Linked DNA regions of Homo sapiens: region 2 is linked to region 1. The links are chromatin loops, found by intact Hi-C in ENCODE. Cell type or tissue: Panc1. All regions are shown on one strand. Links, peaks and the distances in the headings refer to the core of each region. The heading gives the core; the rest is flanking DNA.

The links. Hi-C counts contacts between places; a loop is a spot of excess contacts. Peaks named below come from ENCODE experiments on the same cell type or tissue, not always from the same donor. Only the 100,000 strongest peaks of a DNase experiment are listed, where the experiment ranks them.
Region 2: a loop joins it to region 1, with 3 times the contacts of the local background. A loop is called at or near these places in 35 of 110 quality-filtered maps.

Annotation. Positions count from the first base shown.
Region 1 is chr11:76,911,805-76,927,555 of GRCh38, reverse strand. ACER3 (alkaline ceramidase 3) reads right to left here. Exons shown (of 11, transcript NM_018367.7): 2 at 889-999. Among named protein-coding and RNA genes, the nearest start is that of ACER3, 59 kb to the right of the region's middle. In Panc1, for the core only: CTCF peaks have their summits at 7,131, 7,455, 7,725 and 8,417; DNase peaks (open chromatin) are centred at 7,465 and 8,325; H3K4me3 peaks cover 312 bases; H3K27ac peaks cover 85 bases.
Region 2 is chr11:76,864,089-76,879,839 of GRCh38, reverse strand. All of the region lies in intron 1 of ACER3 (alkaline ceramidase 3), which reads right to left. Among named protein-coding and RNA genes, the nearest start is that of ACER3, 11 kb to the right of the region's middle. In Panc1, for the core only: no CTCF peak of the experiment used is centred there; no DNase peak of the experiment used is centred there.

The DNA.
Region 1 (15,751 bases), core at 5,931-8,430:
TGCAGCACACCAACATGGCACATGTATTCATATGTAACAAACCTGCACGTTGTGCACGTGTACCCTAGAACTTAAAGTATAATAATAATAAAAAAAACAGAATAGAAAATGAAGAAATGAAACTACTAGAAAGAATCTACTTCATTTGGTATTTTTTATTTATTATGATGATGCAAGAACATGACAGAAGACAGAAGTGATTTCACTACGTTAGGCTCTGGTATAGCTGATTTACCCATCCATCCAGTACTTATTGAGGAACACTAAACTGCCAGACAATAGGGACGCAAAGATCATTAAGACACAGTCCTCCACCTCACAGACAAGTAGAATATACGTAAGTCACAAAAGGTTGGATGGTATCCTTTCCAAAAAGTTTAAAACTATGCAAAACCATACTATGTATACTTCTAAGGATATATACATACATAGTATAAACATGAAAACATGAGAAAATGATAAGCATCAAATTCAGGATTGAGGCTAGCTCTTAGGGGATGGGCTGGGAGGCTGAGGGGGATACAATCAGGGAGGAATACAAAGGAGTTTTAATTTTATCTGTAGTAATTTCCTTAAAAAAGAAAAAGATCTGAAACAAATATTATAAATTGTTAGGACCTGACAAAACTGGGTAGTAAGATGTGTGGGTATATTTGTTATATTATCTCTATTCTTTTTTGTATGCTTAAAATATTTTGTAATTTCTAAAACATTTTATTCAAAATGCAGTTCAATTCACTGGCAAGGTTTTTGGAGTTTTAACTAAGAAGTTTCAGAATATATTCAAGTTATGTAATAACACAAAATTGAAAACCGCTTTTAGAAATGAATGAGAAAAATGGCCCATTTGAATACTGTACATTTCTTCAGATACAGTGTTATACATACCTGTGAGTGCTAAATAAGAAGCAATGTACCGCTTTTCCAGACCGTCTCTAACACTCTGAACTGCACCGAACATTGGAGGTATAATCATGATCAGGTTACTCACTGTATTCCCTTTAAGAGAAAAATATAAGAAGACATTTAGGTTAATCAATAACACTTTAAATAAAGATACATTCACGTAGGCTTTAACAACAATTACACAAGTAACTTCTCAGAAAGACATTGGGAAGATATTTTCAAGGTGCTGAAAAAAAATTCTGTACTCACCAAAAATTTCTCACAATAATCCAAATAAAATAAAGATATTTCAGACAAATGAAACTAAAAATTTTCCACCAGCAAACCCACTAAAGGAAATCCTAATTTCTAAAGGCAAGCAAGAAAAAGATCTCCGGAAGAACCTCAGAGATACAGCAGAAAATGGGTTGGGGGAGGCAGCCTATACTGATGCACTGAAATTGTGGTCCATGGATGCAGTATGACATGATGAATACAGGATTGGCTTAATTTTGTTACTTGGAATAAAAAAGCAACAAATTGCAGTTTACATTTTGTGTGTCTCTTTAACATTTCATTTTCTAGTAATGTTTTAATTTCTAGTTTCTGTTTCTAGTAAAACATAGAAGGCCTAATTAATGGATCTTAATTTGATCTTTCCTCCTGTCTTCACAAAAACAAAGTGCAAACATGAATAGCAAAGGAATAGTAAAAAACCCCAGTAGAATTTATAAGTAAATAAAATGGAGAAAGAAATGGCTAAACAGTATTTTATAAATTTGATTATCAGAAGAATAAAGGGGCACAATATTTTCCAAATTTCAAAAGAATGATTTTCAGCAGAGATGCTAATATCAAGACAAATAATCAATTCACTGAGAGGGTAGAAGAAAACATTTTCAAACAGTCAAGGATTAAAAAAATATACTTACAACATATCTTTTTCTGGAATCAACTGGAGAATGTAATGAGTGCAAACAAGGAAACTGACCATGAGAAAGGATGACATGAGAGCTAAGAAACATGGGCTGCAACACAGGAGAGAGGTAAAGAAAAGGCTCAAGACTACAAAAGGACCAGGGACCACACAGTCCATCCAAACTGCGGCAGGAGAACCAAGAACTGCAGGAAAGAAGTTTCCAAGAAGAAAAGGAAGAAAAGGATAGATAATTTGATAAATTAAAAAATTTTGGGGAAAAAATGCCAATGGGCATTTGACAGAGGTGTTGGAAAAATTGTACTATAACTCATTCAACCAGTCCTCTATAACTGTAAACATTCAGGTTATTTCCCATTCTCACTATTACAAGCAATATTGCAATGAATAACCATATATATTTACAAGTGCAGGTAATACTGCAATGAATAACCATATATATTTACAAGTGCAGGTATATCTGTAAAATAGATACACAAAAATGAGATTGTCAAGTCAAGAAATAAATCTATTGGCCCAAAAAGTAGTAACAGAAAACATGGACGCATCGTTCTTTCTTTTACAATGAATAAGGATGGGTATAATTTTATCTTCTTTTGTATTTCTTCTCCTATGAAATGTATTTCATGCCCTTTGCCAGTTTTTCTATTGGTCTTTCCTTTTTCTATAAGAAGGAGCCCTTCTTGTAAAAGGGATATTAATATTAACCCTATGTATTTGCTGTAGACAAATTTTTGGTGTTTTTTTTTTTTTTTTTTTTGACAGAGTCTTCCTCTGTTGCCCAGGCTGGAGTGCAGTGGCGTGATCTCAGCTCACTGCAACCTCCACCTCCTGGGCTCAAGAGATTCTTGTGTGTCAGCCTCCTGAGTAGCTGGGAACACAGGTGCATGCCATCATGCCCAGCTAATTTTTGTATTTTTAGTAGTCTACACAGAAAGAAATGTTACCATAGAGTACACTATCTGGCTTAGCAGTGCACATTATTTACATAGCCATATTGATATTATGGATGTTACATCCTAACTACTTATTTAGTAAAAAATTATGCTCTGACTTTATTGAGAAAATATAGTGGGGAAAGCAGGGATGGTATAAAAAAGTGAAATCCCCAACCACCAAAACTAGAAGACAACAGACAATATCTTAAATTTACAGATCCAGAAATAGGACTGTAAGGCAAGTTATTCAGAAATCTGAAGCCAAATTAATAATAATAAAAAAAAAATAGCTGGCCAGGGGCAGTGGCTAACACTTGTAATCTTAGCACTTTGGGAGACCAAGGTGGGAGGATCGCTTGAGCCCAGGAGTTCTAGAGCAGCCTGGGCAACACAGTGAGACTCATCTCTACAAAAATAAATAAATAAATACATAAATAAATAAAATAAATGTTAACACAGTTATTGTCAGACTTCTGTTTCCACACAAGATGAAGAAACAAGAACCAGATTTATCCTCTTACCTGAAATAAGAAGAAGAGGGGAGCAGAGGGAAGGGGAGAGGAGACAAAATATATGAAACAACTATTTTCAAGACAATAGACATCAGGCAATGATTCCCGAGAAACCAAGAAACAAATGGAGGCCCCTATGATTGCCCCTACCTTACTGCCTGGAGTACTCAAGCCACAGCATAAGGAGGGAGTACCCAGCGGGACCTTGGCAGGCTCCCTGATGAGGAAACAAAGCGGGGAGTTCAGGAAGACCAAGGTGACTAGATTTCACAGGAGACAGTATATGAGAGACAACTTTAGAGAGAAAGAACTCAGGAAATCTATAAAGGGCCCCCTAACTATTCAGCAGAAGACTGATTAGCAGATGTGTAGGAGCAAACTAGTCGAAGCCAGGAAAGAATCATGGTGAAAATATTAGAGGGAACAGTACCAGGTGTTCACACATAGCCAGTACACACATAGCCAGAAACAGTGCCTACTCCCAAAAGCTGAAATGGTAAAATTTGTATCACACTGGGCATTGGATAAAGGAATCAAGAAGGCCTGGCCTCAGTAATAGGGAATAGCTAGTACTAGACTGAACCCTGTTCCAGACACACCTAACAAATCACAAAAGCAAAATCCAAAAGGATCAAACTGTTTCCAAGTAGCTTCACTGAAATCCAGAACAAAATTCAAGACTATTTATACTAATACAAAAGTTATTCAGCACCTAACAAAGTTAAAAAAAGCACGATGTCAGGTATTCAATCAAAGATTACCAGGCATACAAAAAAAGCAAGAAACATGATCCATGAGGAAAATAATCAACTGGAACCAACCCAGAACAGATGTTAGAATTAGCAGACAAGGACTAAAACAGATCATATAAAAGGCTAGAAAATGCAAACTAATCTACAGTGACAGAAAGAAGATCAGTGGTTGCTGGGGGAGAAATGGTGGAAGTTCAATGCAGAAGGAGGGCTTACAAAGGAATAAAATAAAACTTGGAGGTGAAGGATATGTTACTATCTTGTTTTTGATGGTTTCACAGGTATAAGCCAATGTCAAATTTTAATTTGTACACTTTAAATAGGTGCAGTCTGTTTTGTATCTCAATTATACCTCAATCAAGCTGGGTTTGTTTTTTTTTTTAATTTTGCTTCTGGGGAGTAGAATTAGACAGTGGGAAGCAAAGAAGGGTTGGGAAAGAACATTGCCTTCTGGTTTTGTTAAAGTTGTTTAGCATTATCTAGATTTTTAAATTTTTTTTATATATTGCTTTGATAAAATAAAAATTAATACAGAAACCATTTAGGAGAGGGAGTAAGATCGTTGGGAATAGTTTCATAGATGTATTAAGATTTGAGCTAGACCCTGAAAGGAGAGAAAGGAACAAAAATATGCTGAGCCTATTAAGTACCAGGTACTGAACTTTATATTTTACATGTGCTATCTTACTTGCTTCTCACAACCAATCTTGTGAAGTATTGTTGTCCCTATTAAAAATAAACAGTAAAAGCGGGTTAAGAAATTATACAATTTACAGTATACAATTCCAAGTTCTCACAATAAGCAAATGGTGGTGGCAAGATTTTATTCCAGGTCTATCTGTCCTTATAGCTAATGTTCCTCTCACTAGATGTGCTAGCACAATGTTCACACAGAGGGTGCTTATTAATTATAATGTTTTAAAAATTATATCAGAGTATTTTATTCAGAATATATTAAATGACTTCCAAACTGTACAAAGAATAAAGTAATTTGCCTAGGTAGAGTATGAAAATGTAAGGTGGGGAGCCAGACAGATTGAGAGTTATATATCCAAACAGCAGTTATCAATAGTTTTAAGTAAACCTGTAGGAGATGTTGAATATTTTACCATTCAGGAGTGCCCTAAGATTCAAACTAATGAAAATCTTTACTGATGACTAAGATAAAGCAATGGAAACATGCCCAAACGTACAGGTAGTATTAAATTTAGCTGAAATGTCAATAGTATGGAAGTCAGTAATACATTTCAAATTACCTGGAGGCAGGGAGTGCAGGAGGGTCTTACAAACTATATGAAACTCATTTAAGGACAATGCACAAGTTTTACAAATTAGAATGAAGAATTGCAAACCACAAATATAGGCTTGTTAGAGAGAGTAAGGACAACCCTGACAGAAAGTTCCAAAGACAGAAAGATGACAGTAGGCTATTCTGGGAGGAAAATCTCAATATACTAGTATTCAGAGGTAAAAATGGAAAGAGCTAGATAGTGGTCCTCCTACTTTTCTCTGCTTTAATTCAGCTTCTCATTGGGATGTTTATCTATTTGTGGCACCCTAAACAAAACAGAAATACTAAAGCATTCAGAGTAGAGACTCATATAAAGGCATAATATACTAAATAAATAAAACACAACATATAAGGAATGGAATGACTGCTATCTTCAAATATCTGAAGGATTCCTGGGTCAGATTGACAATCTGAACACGTAACTGCAGTTTTGGTGTTACAGATATAATTTGCAATAGCATCAAAACACATCACATATCTAGGAATAAATCTGACAAAGACATATAAGACATAATACTAATAAAAATCCCAAATGGTTTTGGGTACAAATTAAAAAGCTGACTCTTAACTTTATATGAAATACAAAAGGCTAAGAAGAGCCAAGACAATCTTGAGTAACAACAAACCTGGAGTATTTACACTACTAGATATCAAGGCCGACTAACAAGGTTAAATAGAACAGGTAAGATTATAAGAACATACTAACATTTACGAGCACCTGATTTATGACAAACATAAGCCTGCAGTGTATTAAGGAAAGGATGGTCTTTTCAATACAGATACTGGATCAACTGCATATTTATATAGGAAAAAAATTAATCTGGATCCCAGGTTCACACTCCTTACACAAAAATAAATTCCAGATGGGAGCTTCTCTGAACCCATTCTGGTTCAAGGGCTGCCCAATTCGATAAACAATTAAAAATTTGTTTTAATTAAAAATAAATTCCAGAGGTACTATAGATCTAAATGTAAAAGGTAACACAATAAAACCTTCAGAAGAAAATATGGGAGAACATCTTTATCACCTTGGAGAGGCAATGATTTTTTTCAGTAGGACATGAAAAGGATTAACCACAAAGGCAAAAAATTGATAAATCAGGTAAGACTGTAAAGTCAGGAAAAAAGAATAAAAGGTTACTTTTAAAAAGCTGATTTAAAGAATAATAGATATGTAATTGCTTTGTAAATAAGCAATTTAGCTTATATAGCTATACATGTTAGCTAATTTAATTTTACTAAGCAAAATAATGCACATAAAATGATCGTGGACTTAAAACTTTGGGTAAAAAAATGGTTTCAGCCCAGGCATTGTGGATCATGGCTATAATCCCAGCACTTTGGAAAGCCAAGGGGGGAGGATTGCTTGAGCCCAGGAGTTCGACACCAGCCTGGGCAACATAAGGAGAACCCATCTCTACAAAAAATTTTTTAAAATTAGCCAGGCATAGTGGCACTTGCCCGTGGTCTTAGCTGCTCAGAAGGCTGAGGTGGGAGGATCGCTTGAGCCTGGGAGGCTGAGGCTGCAGTGAGCCATGATCACACCACTGCACTGCAGCCTGGGTGACAGAGCAAGACTCTGTCTGTTAAAAAAAAAAAAAAAAAAGTCAAGAGTTCAATCAGAAAAGATAAACCAGAGTAATTTGAATAGAGAATTATTAACTTATAAGAGTAAGGAGAGACAGGCTAGTCACAAGTAAAGAAAACTCTACAGAATAAAGGAATATCAGAGGTAAGGAGCAGCCACTACCCCTAAGGCTGAGATAGAGCATTAAAAAAGAGGTTTCCCCAAGGCTGAGATGCAGACCTTGCTGGAGAAGGCATGACCATGGTTCACTGAATAGCCGAGAAGTTGCTGTGGTGCTATACCCATAGAGCTTGCTGAAATCTACTGTTCAGAACTTGTCAGAACTCTGCCCTCTAGGGTGCCAGCTAAAGCTAATCCCATAGAGCGGAGAGGTAGGTGGGCAGGGGATGCTACTGACCACTAGGTGCTGCTGACAGCCACGTTCTGCAATAGCCTGGCACCAGAAGCTGACCAAGCTTTAAGAGGTGGGCACTGGGGAAGCCTCAGCACTGTAGGAGCCAGAAGCTATTAAGCCACTTGGACTGCAAGAGCTGGCGCCAGAGAAGTTGCCAAGCCAGCACACCAGAACCAGGAAGGAAAATCTCTTCCTCTTGCAATGTCTCTCTGGCGCCCTCTATTGACAAAATTTAACATCCAGCCAGTTGTCAAAGGAAAATATTCAAAGGGCTCAGGTCTATTTTCACCAACCATGCAATGAATGTTGAACTCAGAGCTAAGAAGTAATAAATTGATAACGACCACAATTATAAAACTATGTTTTCATCAATCATGACTTGGTAAAACTATAGTTGGTGAGGGTTCCCTAACCAAGAAATTAAGAATAAACATTTAAGCAGGTTAAATAATGGATTTCCCCCTTTTTCCATATTTTCTACAATGTTGCTATATTGTCTTTATAACTGAAAACTAAAGTATTAAAAAGATGAATGGTAGAAAATAAAATTACTTCTACTAAGAGTTTAATTGGATTTGAGGTTAACTGCTTCCAGAAAATTCAATTAAAAAATTTCTGTTCTGGAAATAAAAGCGAGATATTCATTCATACACCACACAATAGTGTACTAAAATATTTTGAACACTTTTTTTCTGGAAGGAAAGTCTTATTTTGATATAGATTTAGATTTTTGAAAACTATGATATTTTTATACCCCCAAACACATTCTCCTTATAATATAAATTACAGGCAAGACTGACGTTACAGTAATTTCACGATTTCTTAATAGGTAAATTTATCTTTCAGCAAGGTAAACGGAAACTCAAATATCAAAAATATGAGAAACAAAGTTTGGGGAAAAGCACATGTGCAAAAGGGTACAATTTAAGAGAATTGTGAATGAAGATACAGTAGGAAAGTGTTTTCTCATAGGACAGTAGGTGGAGCCAGTGTGCTCCACAATCTAAACGGTTTTCCAACATTTGGCTGAATACATAAAACCCTGAGGTGACTGGATAAACAATTTAGAGCTCGGTTGTATTTACAACTGTAAAACCATCACCCAGAGCTAAAGATAAATAAATAGAAGCATTAAAATCTAGTGAAGCTGAAAAAGTGATCTATATTGCTTCACTTCCACTGTGAAAAGCCGTCCTGCCCAGTCAGCAAATTAGCTTGATGAAAGCTGTAACTGGTTTGAGCCTGAAAGCAACCCAGCACTTTTCCCCAATGCAAGTTCATTTTGCCAAATATTTTACTGATTATGCAGATCTTCAAATAATGTTAAACATTCCCAGAGCTTCAGAGACTTCAGAGATGGATGTAGATAGGGAGATCATCTAAATTCATCTTCACAATTTAGAGTAGGCATTACTGTGTTCTTATCTACTACCACCTTCTAGCTGTGTGAACTTAGGCAACTTATTTATGCTTAAGCCTTAGTTTCCTAACTTGCAAAATGGGTAAAAACAATTATATTTACATTATTTAAATAATTGAATATGATATAAATAATAAATATGACCAAATAACACATATAAAGATTATTTGATATGAGAAAGATCCATAGAATATTATATAAGAACTTCCACAATCTTGCTGTGTTAAGAATTAATATCTATATAGTGAACTTGCACATGTACTCTTGAATTTAAAATAAAAGTTGAAAAAAAACCCCACATAACTACTTATGATATAAATAAAAAGTAAAAAACGAACAAAAATAGGTGCAACCTGGGAATTGTGTTGGTACTTGCACCAGCTCAAGAACAGTTATCACAAGGGAGAAGGTTTGTCTTCTAATCCAGGCCAGTAACAAAGAAAGTTATAGGGTACACTGGTTCACGCTAAGCTTAAAGAAAAAAATAATAATAATAACCATCATATAAATGCATATTACAGTACAAGGGACTCCTTCCAGTAGCTTTAAATTAAGATAGATATCAGAAGAAAAAAAAAACAGGAAACCAAGTGTGTCTTACTTTAAAAAATGATAAACACAAATGTAATTCAATTTGACAAACATTTATCAAGTATTTTCTACATGCAAGGCACTAAGTTGGGAGCTAGAAGAAAAATTAACAAGTGAATAACTTTGGTACCTATCCTGAAAAAGTATATATAAGTGTAGCAGGAAAGACAGACAGGTAAACAACTAGCAAAAGAGAGTGATAGGAACAAAGAAGGCAAAAAAACCAATACACTTAGCGGGAGGGAGAGAATCCAAGATGGGTTTCAGTAAGAAGATAACACTTAAGCTATGCTTCTGACAGATAAAAAGATATGCAGGAATGTGGGATTTTTATTACTACAAGAGTCATTCTATTTTCTTTTCTTTTCTTTCTTTTTTTTTTTTTTTTGAGACAGGGTCTCTCTCTGTTGCACAGAGTGAGTTCAGTGGCACAATCATGGCTTACTGCAGCCTCGACCTTTTGGGCTCAAGTGATCCTCCCACCTCAGCCTCCTGTGTAGCTGGGACTAAAGGCATATGCCACCACTCCTGGCTAATTAAAAAAAAATTTTTCTGTAGAGACAAGGTATCCCTATGTTGTTCATGCTGGTCTTGAACTACTTGACTCAAGCAATCCTCCCACCTTGGCCTCCCAAAGTGCTTAGATTACAGGCATGAGCCACTGCGCCTGGCCAATTATATATATTTTGGTTTTTTTGTACTGACGAGGTCTTCTTATGTTGCTCAGGCTGGTCTCGAACCCCTAAGCTGAAATGATCCTCCCACCTCAGCCCCCCAAAGTGCTGGGATTACAGGCATGAGCCACCGTGGCTGCCCTAAGTCATTCTATTTTCTTTGGGATATATATAATAGTTTAGAAAAATATTTAATTTATGAAAATTAGTTTTTTCACATTATTTTTAAAAATATACATTACACATTCACTTTATTGCATGTAAGTATTACTAAAAATATTTTTAAACCACCAATATTGCCCAGAAACATTTCCTGGGTAAGGGGGAAATTGTGCAGATGGCTTCTGGAAGACCTCCAGTCTAGGTAGGTTTATGGTGAAACATTTCATCCAGAAGTCGGGGCCTTTTGTCTTCAGTTTGCTGGAACCCACATTCACTAAGCAGAGCTTGTAATGATCATTGGGACCCAGTAAAAATGGAAATGTTCATGTTAAATTCAAGAGGAAGTACATTGTAGGTTTGGGAAGAAAGGCCAAGTACACAGTGGTAAAGAGCTAAGAGAAGAACTTGGGAGCTCCATATCAGATACGGCTTAGGTAAACTCTGGCCTCACAAGAGGGAGGTTACAGGGGAGGGGAATGACTCTGTACAAACAGCATTTACAGGTCTAAAATGCTGCTTTAGAGAAGGATCAAAGATGAGCACACTGAGAAAGATTTAAAACAGATAACCATGATGAAGTCATGAGCCAGAGAAGAACAAGGTAAGTAACAGGGTCTTGAAATCCCTAGAGAAATAGTTGGTGAAATGAACATTTTTGATTTATTCAAAGGTCAAAAAGGGAAAGTTTCCAAACTATGTTCAGTAATGAAGAGGCATTATTGAAATGACATAATCTGAAAATGGTTATTTTGATAATCCCTTCTTCCTCTCCACTTTTACCGAAACTTCTTTAAGGGCCCAAATCAAATCCTACCTACATTTGGTGAATTTTTGTTAATCATCCTACTCAAAATGACCACTCTTGTTACAGCACTTAACCGTTTTAACCTCTCACCTGGCACTTAGCATAGATTGCCTTGCATAGACAGATCTCTTTTCACTAAATCTGATCAACTGATATTTATGACTTATCTCCTCAGTTACATTTCTTGAGGGCAGTGGCCTTATATTCATTCAATAGCAAATACCCACTGATCATCTACTACAAAAGGCTCTATAAAGGAATACAAAAGAAAACCAGACAGACTGCCCTCATGCAAATTAAACTAGTTCCAAATTTTCAAGAGTACAGGTATTTAAAACCTAATAGATATTATTTCAGATGTGGTTCAGTTATGATGTAATAAAGTTATTCTTTTCCCCAAAATTAATTTAACAGATTCATCCTTCACCCCAAACTAATTTCAGTATAATTTTTCATTCACTCTTCATTTACTTAGAATTAAAATGCATCAGTCAAAAATCATGAATGCATAAGACCTTTAAAATGCATTTTAAATTTAGACTAAATTAACCTTAATTATTAAAAATGCAGATGATTTATTACTGTTAAAATCTCACAAAAGATACCTTCTATATTTGATATGGTTAGGTTTTGGGTCCCCACCCAAATCTCATCTTGAATTGTAATCCCCAGGTGTTGAGGGATCTGGTGGGAGGTGATTGGATTATGTGGGTGGTTCCCCCATGCTGTTCTTGAGACTGAGTGAATTCTTACAAGATCTGATGGTTTTACAAATGGTAGTTTTCCCTGTGCTTGCACACACTCTCCTGCTGCCATGTGAAAAGGTCCAAGTTTGCTTCCCCTTCGCCTTCTTCCATGACTGTAAGGTTCCTGAGGTCTCCCCAGCCATGTGGAACTGTGAGTCAATGAAACCTCTTTTCTTCATAAATTACCCAGTCTCAGGTATTTCTTTATAGAAGTGTGAAAATGGACTAATACTGTTACAGGTAGTTAGGCATGAGTGAGGCCGGGGAGGGCTCTCCCCCCACCCACTAGAAATGTCGGGTGATAGTTCAGCAATTATCGCATTGCCTCTCTCAGCAGTAGGGGTGCCAGGGAGAGGTTGTTTCCGGATGGTCCACACCTGTTAACATCGAGACAAAAATGGTGAAGTACGATCTCGGGGGGGTGGGTACGCTCCACCAGAAAAGGGAAGAAAGCCTCAGATGGGCATGTGTATAACTCCCTGAACACACTGCGCGTGCTCAATTCCAAAGGGTAAGGAAAGCACGGGGCATGAGAAAGCCCACCCTAAGGGAAGTATCATGGGAAAGAGGCGAGCCCATAAAGTCCTAGGATCAAGGTAAAAGGGCCTTTTTTTTCTGTCTTCTTTTGCTGTCTTTTTTTTTTAACTTATTTATTTATTTTTCCTTTTTTTAAATTATACTTTAAGTCCTAGGGTACATGTGCACAACGTGCAGGTTTGTTACATATGTATACATGTGCCATGTTGGTGTGCTGCACCCATTAACTCGTCATTTACATTAGGTATATCTCCTAATGCTATCCCTCCCCACCCCACAACAGTCCCCGGTGTGTGATGTTCCCCACCCTGTGTCCAAGTGTTCTCATAGTTCAATTCCCACCTATGAGTGAGAACATGCAGTGTTTGGTTTTTTGTCTTTGTGATAGTTTGCTGAGAATGATGGTTTCCAGCTTCATCCATGTCCCTACAAAGGACACGAACTCATCCTTTTTTTATGGCTGCATAGTATTCCATGGTGTATATGTGCCACATTTTCTTAATCCATTCTATCATTGATGGACATCTGGGTTGGTTCCAAGTCTTTGCTATTGTGAATAGTGCCACAACAAACATACGTATGCATGTGTCTTTATAGCAGCATGATTTATAATCCTTTGAGTATATACCCAGTAATGGGATGGCTGGGTCAAATGGTATTTCTAGATCTAGATCCTTGAGGAATCGCCACACTGTCTTCCTCCATGGTTGAACTAGTTTACACTCCCACCAATAGTGTAAAAAGTGTTCCTATTTCTCCACATCCTCTCCAGCACGTGTTGTTTCCTGACTTTTTAATGATCGCCATTCTAACTGGTGTGAGATGGTATCTCATTGTGGTTTTGATTTGCATTTCTCTGATGGCCAGTGATGGTGAGCATTTTTTCATGTGTTTTTGGGCTGCATAAATGTCTTCTTTTGAGAAGTGTCTGTTCATATCCTTCGCCCACTTTTTGATGGGGTTGTTTTTTTCTTGTAAATTTGTTTGAGTTCTTTGTAGATTCTGGATATTAGCCCTTTATCAGATGAGTAGACTGCAAAAATTTTCTCCCATTCTGTAGGTTGCCTGTTCACTCTGATGATAGTTTCTTTTGCTGTGCAGAAGTTCTTTAGTTTAATTAGATCTCATTTGTCAATTTTGGCTTTTGTTGCCATGCTTTTGGTGTTTTAGACATGAAGTCCTTGCCCATGCCTATGTCCTGAATGCTATTGCCTAGGTTTTCTTCCAGGGTTTTTATGGTTTTAGGTCTAACATTTAAGTCTTTGATCCATCTTGAATTAATTTTTGTATAAGGAGTAAGGAAGGGATCCAGTTTCAGCTTTCTACATATGGCTAGCCAGTTTCCCCAGCACCATTTATTAAATAGGGAATCCTTTCCCCATTTCCTGTTTTTGTCAGGTTTGTCAAAGATCAGATGGTTGTAGATGTGTGGTATTATTTCTGGGGGCTCTGTTCTATTCCACTGGTCTATATCTCTGTTTTGGTACCAGTACCAGGCTGTTTTGGTTTCTGTGGCCTTGTAGTATAGTTTGAAGTCAGGTAGCGTGATGCCTCCAGCTTTGTTCTTGGCTTAGGATTCACTTGGCAATGTGGGCTCTTTTTTGCTTTCATATGAACTTTAAAGTAATTTTTTCCAATTCTGTGAAGAAAGTCATTGGTAGCTTGATGCGGATGGCATTGAATCTATAAATTACCTTGGGCAGTATGGCCATTTTCACGATATTGATTCTTCCTACCCATGAGCATGGAATGTTCTTCCATTTGTAAATTAGGTATTGATGGGACGTATCTCAAAATAATAAGAACTATTTATGACAAACCCACAGCCAATATCATACTGAATGGGCAAAAACTGGAAGCATTCCCTTTGAAAACTGGCACAAGACAAGGATGTCCTCTCTCACTATTCCGATTCAACATAGTGTTGGAAGTTCCGGCCAGGGCAATCAGGCAGGAGAAAGAAATAAAGGGTATTCAATTAGGAAAAGAGGAAGTCAAATTGTCCCTGTTTGCAGATGACGTGATTGTATATCTAGAAAACCCCATCGTCTCAGCCCAAAATCTCCTTAAGCTGATAAGCAACTTCAGCAAAGTCTCAGGATACAAAATCAATGTGCAAAAATCACAAGCATTCTTATACACCAATAACAGACAAACAGAGAGCCAAATCATGAGTGAATTCCCATTCACAATTGCTTCAAAGAGAATAAAATACCTAAGAATCCAACTTACAAGGGAGGTGAAGGACCTCTTCAAGGAGAACTACAAACCATTGTTTTTTTGCTTTCTTCTCTTGGACCTTCAGGTCTCCTTCAAGCAAATTTTCCTTTCTTTCCTATCCTAAAACCTTTTAAATAAGCTTCCACTCCTGATCTGAAAATTGCCTCAGTCTCTTTTTCTGCTGTATGGCCCTCAGTCGAATTCTTTCTTCTGAGGAGGCAAGGACTGAAGTTGCTGTGGACCCATATGGATTCACTGCCAGTAACTTGGATCTCTTCCACCGCTAACAATACAATAGTTTTATGATTTATTGTCATTAAATAGCATAAAAATTTCCTCAATTGCCTTAATACATGCAAAAAAAGTTTTTCAAACAGCTATTTATTATATAAACACAAGAGAAAAAATTTTTTTTCTGACGACTGCGCTGCCTCCACATTACTCAGACCAAGACTCAGGATTCCCCAAAGATTAGTGATCTGGGTTCTATAACCTTTTTAAAAACAATATGTCATTGTCTTCTTTAATCTATAGAGATCACAATTTTTTTAAATTATCACATAATATTACATTATATGGATATATTATAATTTGTATAATCCCTTATTGGCAGATAGTTATGTTATTTTCAGGTTTTCACAACAGAAAAAAGCAATATTATGAACATCTGTATTAATTTCCTAGGGCTGCCGTAACAAATTACCACAAACTGGGTAGCTTAAAAAACCAATTCAATTTCTTACAATTCAGGATGTCCACAGTTCAAAATCAAGGTGTCAGCAGGGGTGGTTCCTTCTAGAGCCCCTGAAGGAAAAATTGTGTCATGCTTCTCTCTCAGCTTCAGGTGGTTGCTAGCAATCTTTGGCATTCCTCACTTTGCCTTCTACTCTCTATGTCACTATGTTTTCTTCTAAGGATACCAATCACTGAACTTAAGGAATACTCTAATTCCAGTAGATTTAATCTCAAGATCCTTAATTATTAATGTATCTGCAAAGAGCTTATTTTCAATTAAGGTCACATTCTGAGGTTCCTGACAGACATGAACTTTGGGGAGACATTATACAACCACTAGAACATTCTTAAAAATATTTATTTGTTCATACATTTTGTTAAGTTCACAGGATGAATTCCCTAGGGTAGAATCTCCTCTTGGAGAAACTCCCCAGCTTCCCTCTAAGAATTTTCCTTTTAGCCTCTATTGGGGTAGGCAGCAAATTATAAGACCTTCCCCACTCCCTCATTCCCCTTGCCAAATCTCACACTAATCCCAGATTCTTTGTCTGGAAAATCAGAATT
Region 2 (15,751 bases), core at 11,006-13,505, 53 kb after region 1:
CCTGGCAAAAATCAATCCTGCCAAAAATACAAGCAAATCAAATCCAGCAACACATAAAAAGGATAATATACCATGTTCAAGTGGGCCAGCGAAACAAAGTTTATCCAACATTCAAAAAGCAATCAATTAATCAGTCATATTAACAGAAAGGATAAAATCACATGATCACTTTGATATAGAATAATATTTGACAAACCCAACACCTATTCATGATAAAACTCAACAAGTAAAGAACTTCCTCAATCAAATACAGGATATCTGCAAAAGACCTATAGCTAACATTATACCTAATAATGAAATATTGAATTCTTTGCTTTTTAGGTCAAGAAAAGGCAAGGATGTTCACTCATGATGTCATTTCTACTCAACATTGCCCTGGAGGTCCTAGCCAGTGCAATAGCACAAGCAAAAGAAATAAAATGCATAAAGATTGGAAAGAAAGAAGTGAAACTTCTATTTGAAGATTACATGATTAAATGATGCTAAAATAACTGGATATGCCTATTAGGAAAAAATAAACTTCAATCCCTACCTTACACCATATGTGACAATAAATCTGAGATGGATATAGACCTGAATATAAAGCAATTAACTATAAAGCTTCCAGAAGAAAATATGGTAATAGACAAGCTATGAAAAGCAATAACCATAAGAGAAAAAGCTGATCAATTAGACTTCATCAAAATGTACTACTTCTCATCAAAAAAACACCTTTAAAAAATGAAGTAGGGAGACAGGGAGAAAACAGTCACAAAACATCCATTTGGCAAATGGACTTATATTCTGGATATGAAAGGAGCCCCTATTACTCAATGATAAAAAGACAATCCAATTTTTTTAAATGGGCAAAAGATTTGAAAAGATACTTCACAAAAGAAGATATACAGATGACCAAGAAGCACAAGAAAATATGCTCAACATCCTCAGACATCAGGTAAATGCTAATTAAAATTACAATGAGATACCACTACACACACTCCAGAATGGATAAAATTAAGAAGCATGATAACACCAAACATTGTTGGGGATGTGGAGCACCTAAAACTTCCATGATGAGAATGAAAAATGATACATCACTGTGGAGAAAAAGTCTTACAGGCTCTTAGAAAACTAAACATAAACCAACCCTAACCTGGCAATTCCAATCCTAGATATTTATTCAAGAAAAATGAAAATATACATTCACAAAAAGACTTGTATAAGAATGTTCAACTTCATGCATAATAGCCAAAAACTGGGAACAGCCCAGGTATCTGTCAATAGGAAAACAGATAAACTATTACATTCATACAGTGGGATACCACTCAGCAATCAAAAGAAACATACTACTGATACAACACATAGAAAAATCTCATTTCTCAAAAATACGAATCTTAAATGGATTAATAAAGATTTAACTTTTTTCAGTTTTAACTTCTAATACAGTAAATACCAATAGATTTAACTCACAGAGCTCTTTGGGGTCTTCAATAATTTTTAAATGTGTAAAGGGGTCATGAGACCAAAAAATTCGAGAATTTCTATTAGGTCATTGCAAAAGTAATTGAGGGTTTTGCCATTGAAAGTAATGGCAAAAACCGCAATTACTTTTGCACCAACCTAATAGTTAAAGTTGAATATGAGCATGACCTATATTCTAACAATTACACTCCTAAGTATACACAGAAACCCTTACATTTCTGTGTACCAGAAGATGCACAAGAATGTTCACAGCAGCCTTATCTGTAACAGCAAAAACCTGGAAACAACAAAATGTCCAATGATTAAAGAATGGATAAATGAATGTATTCATACAGTGGAATTCTAAACAACAGCAAAAATAAATGAATTATATCTACATCCATCAACACAGTCAATTCTCAGGAGCATGAATGATACTAATAAGCACAATTTGTGTTTAAAAAAAAAAAGCAAGCTGTGGAAGAATGTACATATAGTACAATTCCACTTATATAAAATATAAAACAAGCAAACCTGAACAGTTTATTTTTAGGAATGCAAAGTGGTAAAAGCTAGGAAATGATAAACACTAAATTAAGTATACTGGTTATCTCCAGAGGAAAAGGAAGAAGATGGGATCAGGGAAGGACACAGAGGGTGCTAAATGTTTCTTCAATGATGACTGCTCTTAACCAAAGGACTGTCCTCCTTTATCAAGGTCATAATTCTCTTCATTTGTCAACCTTTAGGTTGGACTTTCTGAACACAAAACAGCCATCTGATTGACAAGATTAATTAGATCAACTCTAGTGATCAATGGGATTTCAGGAGACAAAGACAGATTGCCCTCATATCTGCTTAAAAAAAGAAATGGGGGGGAAAAAAAGGAAAAATTGCTACTCAGAAGGTGAAATAGCTTAGAAACCATAATGTTTCATTTCAGGAAAAGTATCTTATCTAGAATCTCTCCTTATCATTTTGTATAAATGAATAAGTGAGTGAAGATCATAAAAACACAGCTTTTATAGCAGCATCAAGATTTTAACATGCATAGTTTTGGAGTTCTGACTCTAGCCAGTCCTTCTACTTGCTGTTAAAAGCTGCATGCTCTGAAAAGTTAAAGAACATATGTTAGAGCGAGAGTCTACACCTATGATGAGTCAAAGATTTTTTTTCCAGCTTCAAAACTGAATTATTTCAACCCTGAGGTACTTACTTGCTTTCATTGGGTAAAATAACTCTTTGGAGTCTTGAGTACATTGCAGGTATAAATAAAATGATGCTTATAAAATTTTTTGAAATCTTCAGATGGGCTTATAAAAGTACTAATCTTTATTCTTTAGTCTCATCTTCTAAGAATAAAAGGCATGGTATAATATGACATACTCTGAGTTTTCACAACAGAAAATCAAAATTTCTCAAAACTCAACTTCAGACACAGTTTTCAGTTATTTATTGCTGAATAACCATCACAAACTTCATGATTTTAAAACAAATTTATTATTACCTCTCATGGGAACAATATGAACAATAAAAAGTGCACAGGGTATTAATGTATATGTAAATAGCTTGTTTTGGCAAGACTGAAATGTAAGTAGGGCAAGGAAACGAAAGAAGACAAGAGTTAAAAATAAACTGGATAGCACAATGAGATACAACCACACATCCACCAGAATGACTAAAATTTGAAAAATTGACACTAAATGTTGACAAGGATGTGGATCAAATGCTCTGTGTGTAAAATGGTACAACCACTTTGGGAAAAGGTCTAGCAGTATCTAATAAAACTAAACATACACATACTCTATGACCCAATTATTCCAATCCTAAGCATTTACCTATGAGAAACGAAAATATATATCCACAAAATGATCTGCCCAAGAATGTTTATAGCAGCTTTACTTATAATTGTCCACACCTAAAAACAGCCATGTGTCCATCAACAGGAAAATGGGTTAATAAACTGGTATATTCATACAGTGGAATCCTACCACATAGCAATATGGATGAATCTCAAAAACATGCTGAACAAAAGAAGCCTTACCCGAAATAGTAAATACTAGACAAGTCCATTTCTATGCAGTTCTAGAACAGGCAAACCTAATCTATGGTAGGGAAAAAAAAAAAATCAGAACAGTGGTTGTGCTGGAAAGAAGGGGTAAGATGGAGGTGGGGATTAACAGAGAAGGGGCATGAGGGAACTTTCCTGGCTGATGGTAAAGTTCCACATCTTGATAGAGGTTGTTACATAGGTGTATGCATTTCTCAAAATCCAGCAAAAATAACTTAAGATTTGTGTATTACAGGCTGGGCGTGGTGGCTCATGCCTGTAATCCCAGCACTTTGGGAGGCTGAGGTGGGTGGATCACCTGAGGTCAGGAGTTCAAGACCATCCTGGCCAATATGGTGAAACCATGTCTCTACAAAAAAATGAAAAAATTAACTGGGTGTGGTGGCACGTGCCTGTAATCCCCTGTCTCTACTAATAATACAAAAATTAGCCGGGTGTGGTGGTGCTCTCCTATAATCCCAGCTACTTGGGAAGCTGAGGCAGGAGAATCGTTTGAACCTGGGACGGGGAGGTTGCAGTGAGCTGAGATCATGCCACTGCACTCCAGCCTCGGCAACACAGTGAGACTCCACAAAAAAAAAAAAAAAAAAAAAAAACAACAAAAACTGTGTATTACATTGAATGTAAATTTTACATCAAAAGAAAAAAAAAACAAGGAATTAAACTTTAATGATATGCTTTAGTATTTAGAGGAAAGCAAACAGATGTCTGCAGTTTACTTCGAAATGTATCAAAAAATAAAATGAACTGATGGATGGAGAAAGGAATGGAAAAATGAATCGGTATGTGATAAAAACAAGTGTAATAAAATGTTAATGGTAGAATTGAGATAGTGGGTGAATGGATATTCACTGAAGAATTCTTCCAACTTTGTTGTATGCATAAAAATTTCATCTTAAAAAAATGAAATGTTGGCCGGGCGCGGTGGCTCACGCCTTTATGTAATCCCAGCACTTTGGGAGGCTGAGGTGGATGGATCACGAGGTAAGGAGATCGAGACCAGTCTGGCCAACATAGTGAAACCCCATCTCTACTAAAAATACGAAAATTAGCCCGGTGTAGTGGCCTGCGCCTGTAATCCCAGCTACTAGGGAGGCTGAGGCACAAGAATCACTTGAACCCAGGAGGTGGAGGTTGCACTGAGCCAAGATCTCACCACTGCACTCCAGCCTGGCAACAGAGTGAGATTCCATCTAAAAAAAAAAAAAAAAAAAAAAAAAAGAAGTGCTTTTCATGCCATGTTAGAATTTGGTCTTTATGCTTTAGTCAATAGAAAGTCCTCAAAGGGAAACAGAAAAAGCACCTAATTCTCTAAGAAGTAATCAGTCAAGATTTAAAGAGATATCCACTGACTCAGAGAATGCAGTTACAAATGACAAACGACAAGCCAACAGCATGTGCAAAAGCATCAGCTTAAGGATATGTGACATATAGATAATCTAATTGAACCTCCCACAGAAAACATCTAAAAATCCTGAATTTAAAAACAAATCAAAGAAGAAAGAAGGGAGGGAGAAAAGGAGAAATGGAAAGTCCACCAAAGTAAGGAATCAAGTAGACCTCCCAAAATAAAGCTTTAACTGCCCCCGTCCCCACCTCCCACACCCTAGAAACTCAGGCAGGAGCTGATGCTGCAAACTTAAGGCAGAATTTCTTATCCTGGAAACCTTAGCTTTTGCACTTAATGCCTTTTAAATGATTGGATGAGGCCATTCATGTTATTGAGAGTAATCTCCTTTACCTAAAGTCAACTGATTACAGATATTAACCACATTTACTAAATACCATCATAGCAACACCAAGATAAGTGTTTGACTAAATAAGTGGATATTATAGCCTAGCCGAGTTCACAAATAAAACTAATCACCACAGGTAAGGAAGCCACAACTGTTATACAGCATGGGTTAGTTTTGTTTTTTTTTTTTAACTTATTTTTATTAGATTCCAATTCAACTCATCTTTATTAAGTACCTAATATTTGCCAGGTACTTCACAGTGTGTTTTCACATGCATCCTGCCATTTAAATCTCATAACCATTCTTTTTATCAGTTTTTGTAAAATGAGAAAAATGATATTTGATAAGGCTAAGTGATTTGCCCAAAGTCACAGGCTCAACAGAGTGAAGTCCAGATAGGAATCTTGATTCTGATTCCAAGTCCAATGGCCAGCTGTTCCATTATACCATGTACTTTCCCCAAAATAAAATATCTAGGACTTTCATGCAACCATAAAATGCTTTTACTGTCCCTTTTGGATCTATCATTTTGCTGGGTCTTAAAATGTTTCTTCATGCCTTTACTTCTTTTGAATATTCTGCACTACCTAAAACTCTCCAGGTGAGTTTTTTCCCATTATTGGAAATAGCTGGCAAAGGAACAAAGGTAGATTCTAAAAACTGAAAAAACAACTTAAAATCTTAACCTGAAACAAGAATGGAGTGGACAAGACTTTCATTTAAATGTTTACTATACTATGTATTCTATCTCAGTGATGTTCCCCAAATTACTGTTTGAGGAATTGTACTGTCCTTATTTACACATACACACACCACAATTACTGTTCCACTTAAAAAAAAAAATCAATCATTTCTTCCAAAATGTGCTACCAAATGACAATTCTTCCCAGTTAATACCTTTGAATACTTGAGCAAATACTAAGATTAGACTTCCAAATGTACTTAGCCTTCAAGTACCTACTAAGCTCTAGCTGCTAACTACAGACTTGAGACTAAAAGGTGATTTCATTTAAGCTTGGGAAAGGTACTAAGAGAAAATAAGGATGAAAATTGTTTCTGAAATAAAAAAGTTCAACTTAACTCATTACCCAGAATGATCCTTTTCAAGCTTTCCTTCATATACAGGTTATCAGCCTACTGTTACTGTGCAGGGTAATCAACACCTAACTTGGTTTGCAAAGTTAGAAACCCAGGTTCCAGTACCAGCCCTGTGATCCTTAACAAACTGCTTATCCTTTTGAACTTACTTTCCTTACATACAAACAGAGATAACACTGAGAAAAGATATAAAAATACTTTGTGGATGTTAAAGCCTTGTTTCTCCAAGTGTAGTCTCCAGACCAGCAGCACTGGAATCACCTGATAGCTTTTAAGAAATGCAGACTCAGCCAGGCGTGGTGGCTTATGCCCGTAATCCCAACACTTTGGGAGGATCGCTTGAGGCCAGGAGTTCGAGACCAGCCTGGGCAACATAGCGAGATTCCCTGCATCTCTACAAAAAATAAAATAAAAAAATCACCAGGTATGGTGGCAGACACTTGTAGTGCTAGCTATTCGGGAGTCTGAGGCAGGAGGATCCCTTGAACCCAGGAGTTTGAGGTTACAGTAAGCTATGATCATGCCACTGAACTTCAGCCTGGGCAACAGCATGAGACCCTGTCTCAAAAAAAAAAAAAAAAAAGAAAAAGAAAAAAGAAAGAAAGAAAGAAAAGAAAAAGAAAAAAAGGAATGCAGACTCTAAGGCCACATTCCATATCTACTAAACCAGAATATGTTTTTACAAGATTCTCAGGTAATCCACATACACATTAAAGTCTGAGGCCCATTGTTGTAAAGCACTTCATAGATGTTAGGTATCTTCACCATAATAAAACAGTTCATTAGAAACTTTTTGTTTGGAGAAGTCCTGTGATATGGTAACCCATTAACAATATGACATCAACAATAATGACATCCTCCTCCTCAGCTCCATCATTTTCCAGACTGAGAAACTACTAAACATGGATTCTGATCTAGGCTTCACCACTAATTTTCAATGTAATCTTAGGCAGACCACTTCTTAAGGTCTTTTTCCTTATTTGTAAAATGAGAACATTAGATCACCAGTTCCCAACATAAAGTCCCTGGACTCACTGGGGTCTAAAAAAGTGGTAAGGGAGGAAGGCAGGGTAGTGTGGTAGTTAAGTGCATAGTTTTGGGATTAAATGGCTGCTTCAAGACTGGGTGTGGTGGCTCACGCCTGTAATCCCAGCACTTTGAGAGCCCAAGGCAGGCAGATCACCTGAGGTCCGGAGTTCGAGACAAGCCTGGCCAACATGGTGAAACACTGTCTCTACTAAAAATATAAAAATTAGCGGGGGTGGTGGCACATGCCCGTAATCTCAGCTACTTGGGAGGCTGAGGCAGGAGAATAATCTGAACCCAGGAGGCAGAGGTTGCAGTGAGCCAAGGTGGTGCCACTGCACTCCAGCCTCCGCGACAGAGCAAGACTCAGTCTCAAAAAAAAAAGTTCAGCCTATGCCAGGGTTTGGGGGGTAAAGTTGGGGGATGAATGGGGGTGGTGGGTGGGGAGAGGGGTCAGATATGCTTCATTACACTCTTTGGAGTTCAGGCACACAATTGACCAGCATTAAAAAATAGAGATCCTAAGACTGACAGAACAGACTTTTTGTAGCAACAAGATACCAAATTCCAACGTGACTCTAACATACCATCACATGATAAATAGCAAGGCCCTGAAACAAATCAAAGTACTTTACCCAAAATATATTTTTTGACATAATTTGAAATGGCCCTGCAAAGCTGTCTCTTGTAGAGGAAATTTACATTCTATAGAGAATTCCCTTCCCTTTCCAGCTCGTTTTCTGATCCTGAAGAGAGTAGCTGAGAGTCTAGCATCTTTTAGAGGTCTGAATAGGAAACATTTGCCATCTATTGCCTCTAAGGGCAGCCATCAATGAGACTTCATCTACATAATAAGAACCTTGGTCTCTAAAAACCCTTATCTTAACCCAGATACTGATTGCTATTGATTCCAGGGATTTAAATAATAACTTAACTCTTTCAACCAATTGCCAATCAGAAAATCTTTAAATCCACCTATGACCTGTAAGCTGTAGCCCCCTACTCACCACTTCAAGTTGTCCCACCTTTCTAGACTGAACCAATGTATACCTTACATGTACTGATTGACATCTAATGTCTCCCTAAAACATAAAACCAAGCTGTAACCCAACCACCTTAGGCACATGTTCTCAGGACTTCCTTAGGCTCTGTCACAGGTTGTGATCCTTAACCTTGGCAAAATAAACTTGTAAATTGACTGAAACCTTTCTCAGATACTTTTTGCTTTACACTATATACTTAAAACAGATGCATTTTATTGTAAGTAAATTATACCTCAAAAAGCTAATTGCAAAAGTAAAACAGGAAGAGAGAGAGTAAGAATGCACTCTGGAAGTCAGAGAGCATGAGTTTAAATCTTCGCTTTGCCACTTGCAAAGTGGAAAACTTTAGACAAATTATTTAATCCCTCTCTGCCCTAAAATTTCCAGATCTTTAAAACAGGACTACAGAACCTAAGTTAAGAGTCGTTGTAAGGATTGTAATAAGAGTTATTATCAGGAAATACACTCATAGAACTTTGTACATTAAACCCCATAAATGTTAGCTATTATTATTTCTACTGGCTATTTTTAATATTTCAAAAATCACATTTATCCACAAGAAGACTGTAATGAAAATATTATGCTGTTTTGTTTTATATCAATGCATTAAACTAATTAGTGGCTGTATCTCATATAATCATTACAGCATGGTAATAGTATCTAGAACTTATCTGATTGGGTTACATGTACCTTTGATTAATTAAAACAGGGATAAAGTACATTAACAATTGTAACTTATGTAGGAGTAATAATAAATTAAAATTTATGTAAGAGTGACAATAAATTCATGGCACCCATGAAAGAAATTTTTTAAAAGGTTTCTTTATAATGAAAAGGTTAAAATAGCTACTCTGCTACCACATCGTCCAGCAGTTCCACCTTTAGGGTCTTGAAGAGATATTTGTACACCCATGTTCACAGGAGCATTATTCACAATAGCCAAGTAGAAGCAACCCAAGTGTACACTGACAGAAGAATGAATAAAAAATGTGACCCGAGCATGGTGGCTCACACCTGTAATCCCAGCACCTTGGCAGGCTGAGGTGGGAGGATCACTTGAGCCCAGGAGTTTGAGACCAGCCTGGGCAACATAGTGAGACCTCATCTCTACAAAAATAAAAAAAATAGACAGGTGTGGTGGCATGCATCTGTGGTCCCATCTACTTGGAAGGTTGAGACGGTGGGAGGATCACTTGAGCCCAGGAGGTCGAGACCAGCCTGGGCAACATAGTGAGACCTCGTATCTACAGAAAATAAAAAAATTAGTCAGGTGTGGTGGCACACATCTGTGGTCCCACCTACTTGGAAGGCTGAGTTGGAAGGATCACTTGAGCCCAGGAGGTTGAGACCAGCCTGGGCAACATAGTAAGATCTCATCTCTACGGAAAATAAAAAAAGTAGCCAGGTGTGGTGTCCCGCATCTGTGGTCCCATCTACTTGGAAGGCTGAGGTGGGAGGATCACTTAAGCCTAGGAGGTCAAGGCTACAGTCAGCCACGATCACGCCACTGCACTCCAGCCTAAGCAACAGAATGAGACCCTTTCTCAAAAAACAGAAAATGTGGCAAATACATATAATAAAATATTATACAGCCTTGAAAAGGAAGGAAATTCTGATTGCTATAACATGGATGAACCTTGAGGACATTACACTAAGTGAAATAAAACACTCACAAAAAGACAAGTACTGTATGGTTCTACTTATATGAGGTACTTAGAGTAGTCAAATTTATAGAGACAGAAAAGTAGAAAAGGTGGTTGCCAGTGACTAGAAGGAGGAGAAAACGGGGAGTTGTTTAATGGATACAGAGTTTTAGTTTTGTAAGATGAAGAGTTCTGGAAATTGATTGCCCAACAGTGTGAATGTACTTAACACTATTGACTACTGAACTGTATGTACATTTAAAATGGTTAAGAAGATAAATTTTATGTTACATGTATTTTTCCATAATTAAAAATAAATAAATAGCTGGTATGGCAGCTCTTGCAGCACTAACGCTATAAAACCTTTATGAACCTATCTATGTTTTAAGTTTGTAATAAGCGATCATAGCACCTAAAACAATTAACTGGCAGTCTGACTTGGATGCTGTCTGCATATATCAACTCAAACTGTGTTTTTCCTCTGTTCTCACAACCCAACAATCATCACAGAAGACTTCTGTGACCAAGTGTGTGTGGGGAAACCCAATCAGTTCTATAGCAATCAGTTCTACAGCAGACACCAGCTGGGTGTCCTCCAATTCAATTCCAACATTATCCACCTCGAGATAGTGTCAGCTCCTACAGGTTGAGGGCTCAGTCCCCAGAACTGCCCCCTTCCTTCAGACATCTGTCCCAAGTCCGGGGCTAGGGCTAGTGCAGCTTACAGAACCCAGGTAAACAGGTTTATTAGTTTATTACAAAGGATATTTCAAAGTTTACAAATAAACAGCCAGAAGAAGAGATACCCAGGGGCAGGTTTGGAAGGGTCCTGAGCACAGGAGGTTCTGTCCCCATAGATTTGGAGCGCAGCACCATCCTACTATGTGGATGAGTTCTTGTTCACCTTCCTGTCAGTCTCCACGTGTTCAGCTATCCAGAAGTTCTCCAAACCCTGTCCTCTTGAACCTTTTATGGAGACTTCACTGGATAGGCATGATTGAAGCATGAACAACCATGTTGAAATATGATTGGACAAAAAAGGTATAGTCTAATATTAATAGACTGAATGGGGAAACCCAGCAAAGCCTGTCTGTTCAGATTCCTCTTGGCTTCTCTCTGCAGCATTCCTTCCTCCAGGGTATGAGGCAGGACTCTCTCTGTAATGAGGGTCTTGTGACCCACAGTCAGATTAGAGTCCTGCCTTGGGTAGGTGAAAGAAGGGCAGGGGAAGACCAGAGAGATGGAGATTCTGTTTCCTAAGGCCTGTTTTGAGGCCTACAGTGCCCCAACATTATAATAAAAGACTCTAAAAAGGGATATGAGAGTTATGAGCCAGGAACCATGGGCTATACACACACACACACACACACACACACACACACACACACACAGAGAGAGAGAGAGAGATATTAAAACTAAACTCTTTTGTACACTCAATTTGTCCTTTCATTTGGCCTTCATTCTTCAGTTGACTTATGAACTTTTGAGTTATAATTTGGAGGCAGTGCTGCTTGCCTGTCAATAACCTTCAGAGAAAGGAGCATCTTCCTTCATATGACAGGGATGTCACCTCTGCCAGCCCAGAGTCCCAAGACCAAAAAAGAAGCCTGATGTGTGCTCACTAACTTGAGGTTGCTCTTCAGGGAGGATGGTAGGAAGGAACCTGAGAAAAGGAAAAGAAAAGAAATATAGCAAAGGGCTACAAGCAGTCAAATGCCTTTCATGGCATACCTGTATGGCAGAGATAGCTGATTAAAGCCCCTTTTGTCTTGTGCTGCAGCAGCAAGGAAAAAAAAGACCTTGTTCCCCCATCTAAGTGAATCCCATAGTAAAGGTATAGAGACTGAGGGCTGCCCTACTTTCCTTCTGCCCACTTCCTATGAATAGGATGGGGAGAGAGGCAGCAAACCTATGAGAAGGAACAATACCTAGCTTGAACCATTCTCACTCATGGACAAAAGGATATGGCAAGATGATCATACAACATCACAACAGCCATTCTTCCCATCCATGAAAGTCATACCAACCAGGTTACCTCCTCAGACTGAGGTAAGCCCTATAAAAACCATAATTGGGAATTTTCATGTATTTTTTAGCTTTCTTTTATTTATTTATTTTTATTTTTTAGCTTTCTGATAAATAAACCCTTCATCATAATATGTCAATTCTTGGACATTCCATGATCAAATATGTTTTTGGGAATGCATTTCACCTGAAAGAAACAAATGTGCCTGTTTATACTTGTCTGTTCATACTCCTGCTGCCCTCTCAGCTACTTTTCTTTCTTTTTTTTTTTTTTTTTTTTTTTTTTTTTGAGACAGAGTCTCACTCTGTCACCAAGGCTGGAGTGCAGTGGCACAATGTCAGCTCTCTGCAACCTCCGCCTCCAGCGTTCAAGTGATTCTCCTGCCTCAGCCTCCCAAGCAGCTGGGACTACAGGCACATACCACCACACCTGGCAAATTTTTGTATTTTTAGTAGAGACGGTGTCTCATCATGTTGGCCAGGCTGGTCTCCAACTCGTGACCTCAAGTGATCTGTCTGCTTTGGCCTCCCAAAGTGCTGGGATTACAGGCATGAGCCACCATGCCTGGCCCTCTCAGCTACTTTGAACAGAGAAGCTGTCTTCAAATGGTTTTATAGCCTTAGTCAGTGACAAAATAGGTACTCAGTAAATATCTGCTGAATAAATAAAACATTTTGAATGACTTTTAACCGGGTAATTCTTTTCTGAACACCCATATTCACAGCAGCATTATTCACAATAGCCAAGAGGTAGAAGTAACCCAAGTTTACGCTGTCAGAAAAATGAATAAAGAAAATATGGCCTGGGCATGATGGCTCACATCATGAAGCTGTAGGTAAATCTTATTCCCCTCCATTTCCCTTTATGTAGTATTTCTTCCATTAAACCAACAGCACCTGAAACTCCACTTCGTATAGATAGTATGTCTTGGTAGAAAGAGTTGTGAGACCTAAATTTGAATACCATTTCTGCCTCTTAATAGCTGTATGATGCTGAGCTGCTTATTTAACTAACTTCTCCAAGACTCAGTGTCCTTCTCTTTACAATGGGGTAACAACATCTAACGTTCCTTGATAGGAATGTTCTGAGGATTAGAAATACAGTCTTCACTTTGCAGGGTTCCAATATCCTCAAATTTCAGTTATCATAGTTTAGTTAAATAACACCAATTACCCAATGACACAATTCAAATTTCAGTTACCACTGTATACTAATTGTGAGTAGCTGAATATAGTACAAACTTCACTGCTACATCTTAAGTCCACAAATCAGTATACAAATAACAGAAGTACATCACCATCAGTGACCAACCAGGTCACTTCTTTCACTGTCTGTTGATGATCAGTCACAGTGAACCTGGTACCAGTTATTCAGTTCATGTACAGAAAGCAAAGCATGTAGTTGAGTTGCCTCCTTGTCTCCTGGTGATAAACTTATGTGCCATGTTACAAAATTGAGTAACAGAAGGAGAGAATTGGCCAAGAATGATGTAAGGGTAGCAGAGAAACAAAAATGTATAATGTTGGAAGTGAAATTCCAATCAAACATAAACAGAATTATAGAAGAAATAGCTAACCATAAGAATGCTGACGCTACTGCCATTCAAGGGACTCTAAATATGTAGTCTGAGGGGCTGGGTGCAGTGGCTCACACCTATAATTCCAGCACTTTGGGAGGCTGAGGTGGGCAGATCACTTGAGGCCAGGAGTTCAAGACCATCCTGGCCAACATGGTGAAACCCCATCTCTACCAAAAAAAAAAAAAACAAAAAACAAAAATTAGCCAGGTATGGTGGTGCGTGCCTCCCAGCTACTTGGGAGCCTGAGCTGGGAGGATTGCTTGAGCCCAGGAGGCACAGGTTGCAGTGAGCCAAGATCACGCCGCTGCACTCCAGCCTGGGCGACAGAATGAGACTTCGTCTCAAAAAAGAAAAAAAAAAAAAAAAAGATGCTGGGCAAGGTGGCTCACACCTGTAATCCCAGCACTTTGGGAGGCCAAGGCAGGTGAATCACTGCAGGTCAGGCATTTGAGACCAGCCTGGCCAACATGGTGAAACCCCGTCTCTACTACAAATACAAAAATTAGCTGGGCATGGTGGTGCACTCCTGTAATCCCAGTTATGTGGGTGGCTGAGGCACGAGAATTGCTTGAACCCAGGAGCTGGAGGTTGCAGTGAGCCAAGATTGCGCCACTGCACTCCAGCCTGGGTGACAGAGCGAGATTCCGTCTGGAAAAAAAAAAAAAATGCAATCTGAGGAATTCAGAGAAAGAGAAGGCAAACTTATCAACGTAAATGCATAAAGTAGTTGTGGTGAAAAGGATAAAGATGTCCCAGGAGAAATTATGCTAACAAAAAAAACTTTGCATTAAAGGAACTCTTGGAGAGATTTCACAATCTTAAAAGTGCAAAGGATAAATTTTGGAAGCTGATACAAATTAGAAAAGAATTCATGAAGGGATAGTACTCATCCCGGCTGGGCATGGTGGCTCATGCCTATATTCTCAACACTTTGGGAGGCTGAGGTGGGAGGACTGCTTGAGCTCAGGAGTTTGAGACCAGCTTGGGCAACATGGCAAAACCCTGTCTCTACTAAAAATCCAAAAAAAAAAAAAAAAAATTAGCTGGGCATGGTGGCACACGCCTGTAGTCCCAGCTATGGGGTACTGAGGTGGCAGGATCACTTGAGCCTGGGAGGTCGAGGCTGCAGTGAGCTGTGATTGTGCCACTGCACTCCAGCCTAAGCAACAGAGGGAGACCTTGTCTCAAGAAAAATCCAAAAACCTGTTGGCCCTCATTAGTGTAGCTGTAGCTGGCTAAAAAAAAAAAAAAAAAAAAATTAATTTAAAAGAAAAAAGACAACTGGGCATGGAAGTTCACGCCTGTAATCCCAGCACTTTGGGAGGCTGAACAGGTGGATCACTTGAGGTCAGGAGTTCGAGACCAGCCTGGCCAAAATGGTGAAACCCCGTCTCCACTAAAAATACAAAAATTAGCCAGGCGTGGTGGCATGCGCCTGTAATCCCAGCTACTTGGGAGGCTGAGGCAGGAGAACTGCTTGAACCCAGGGGGTGGAGGTTGCAGTGAGCCGAGATCGCGACACTGCATTCCAGCCTAGGCAACAGAGCGAGACTCTACCTCAAAAAAAAAAAAAAAAAAAAATACCCATTCCATATTATGAGTTATGTGACAAAAAGGCAAGCACTGTTTTAATTACTCTTGATAAGTGATTTTTATAAACAAAATAGTTTATTTCTCAATGTTTTTAATGTTTTAAAGTATACTAAATAAATATGCTTACTTTTTTCATTTCCCTACATATTCATAACCAACAGTAAGAGAGTTTACAATGTTTGACAAAAAGTTTTAAAGATCACAGAACAATCATAACTTTTCCCATTGATTATTAACATAGTGTTACCTGGTTTTAACTTGCACAGTCATTTGTGTGGTCCCACACTATGATGCAAAGCAAGGACTGCCTGTACCTCTAACTTCTGGCAGGTCAAGGGGCTTATTATTTCACAATGAGAGACCTTTTCCTCTGGTCTTTACAATATGCTCAAACAAAAGGAATTTAAACTGATCTTGGCTGATGCTAGGAAGACAGTTTTCGGGTGCTGAAAGTGACTGAGAACTACTGCCATATCTGAATATGCAATTCCCCAAA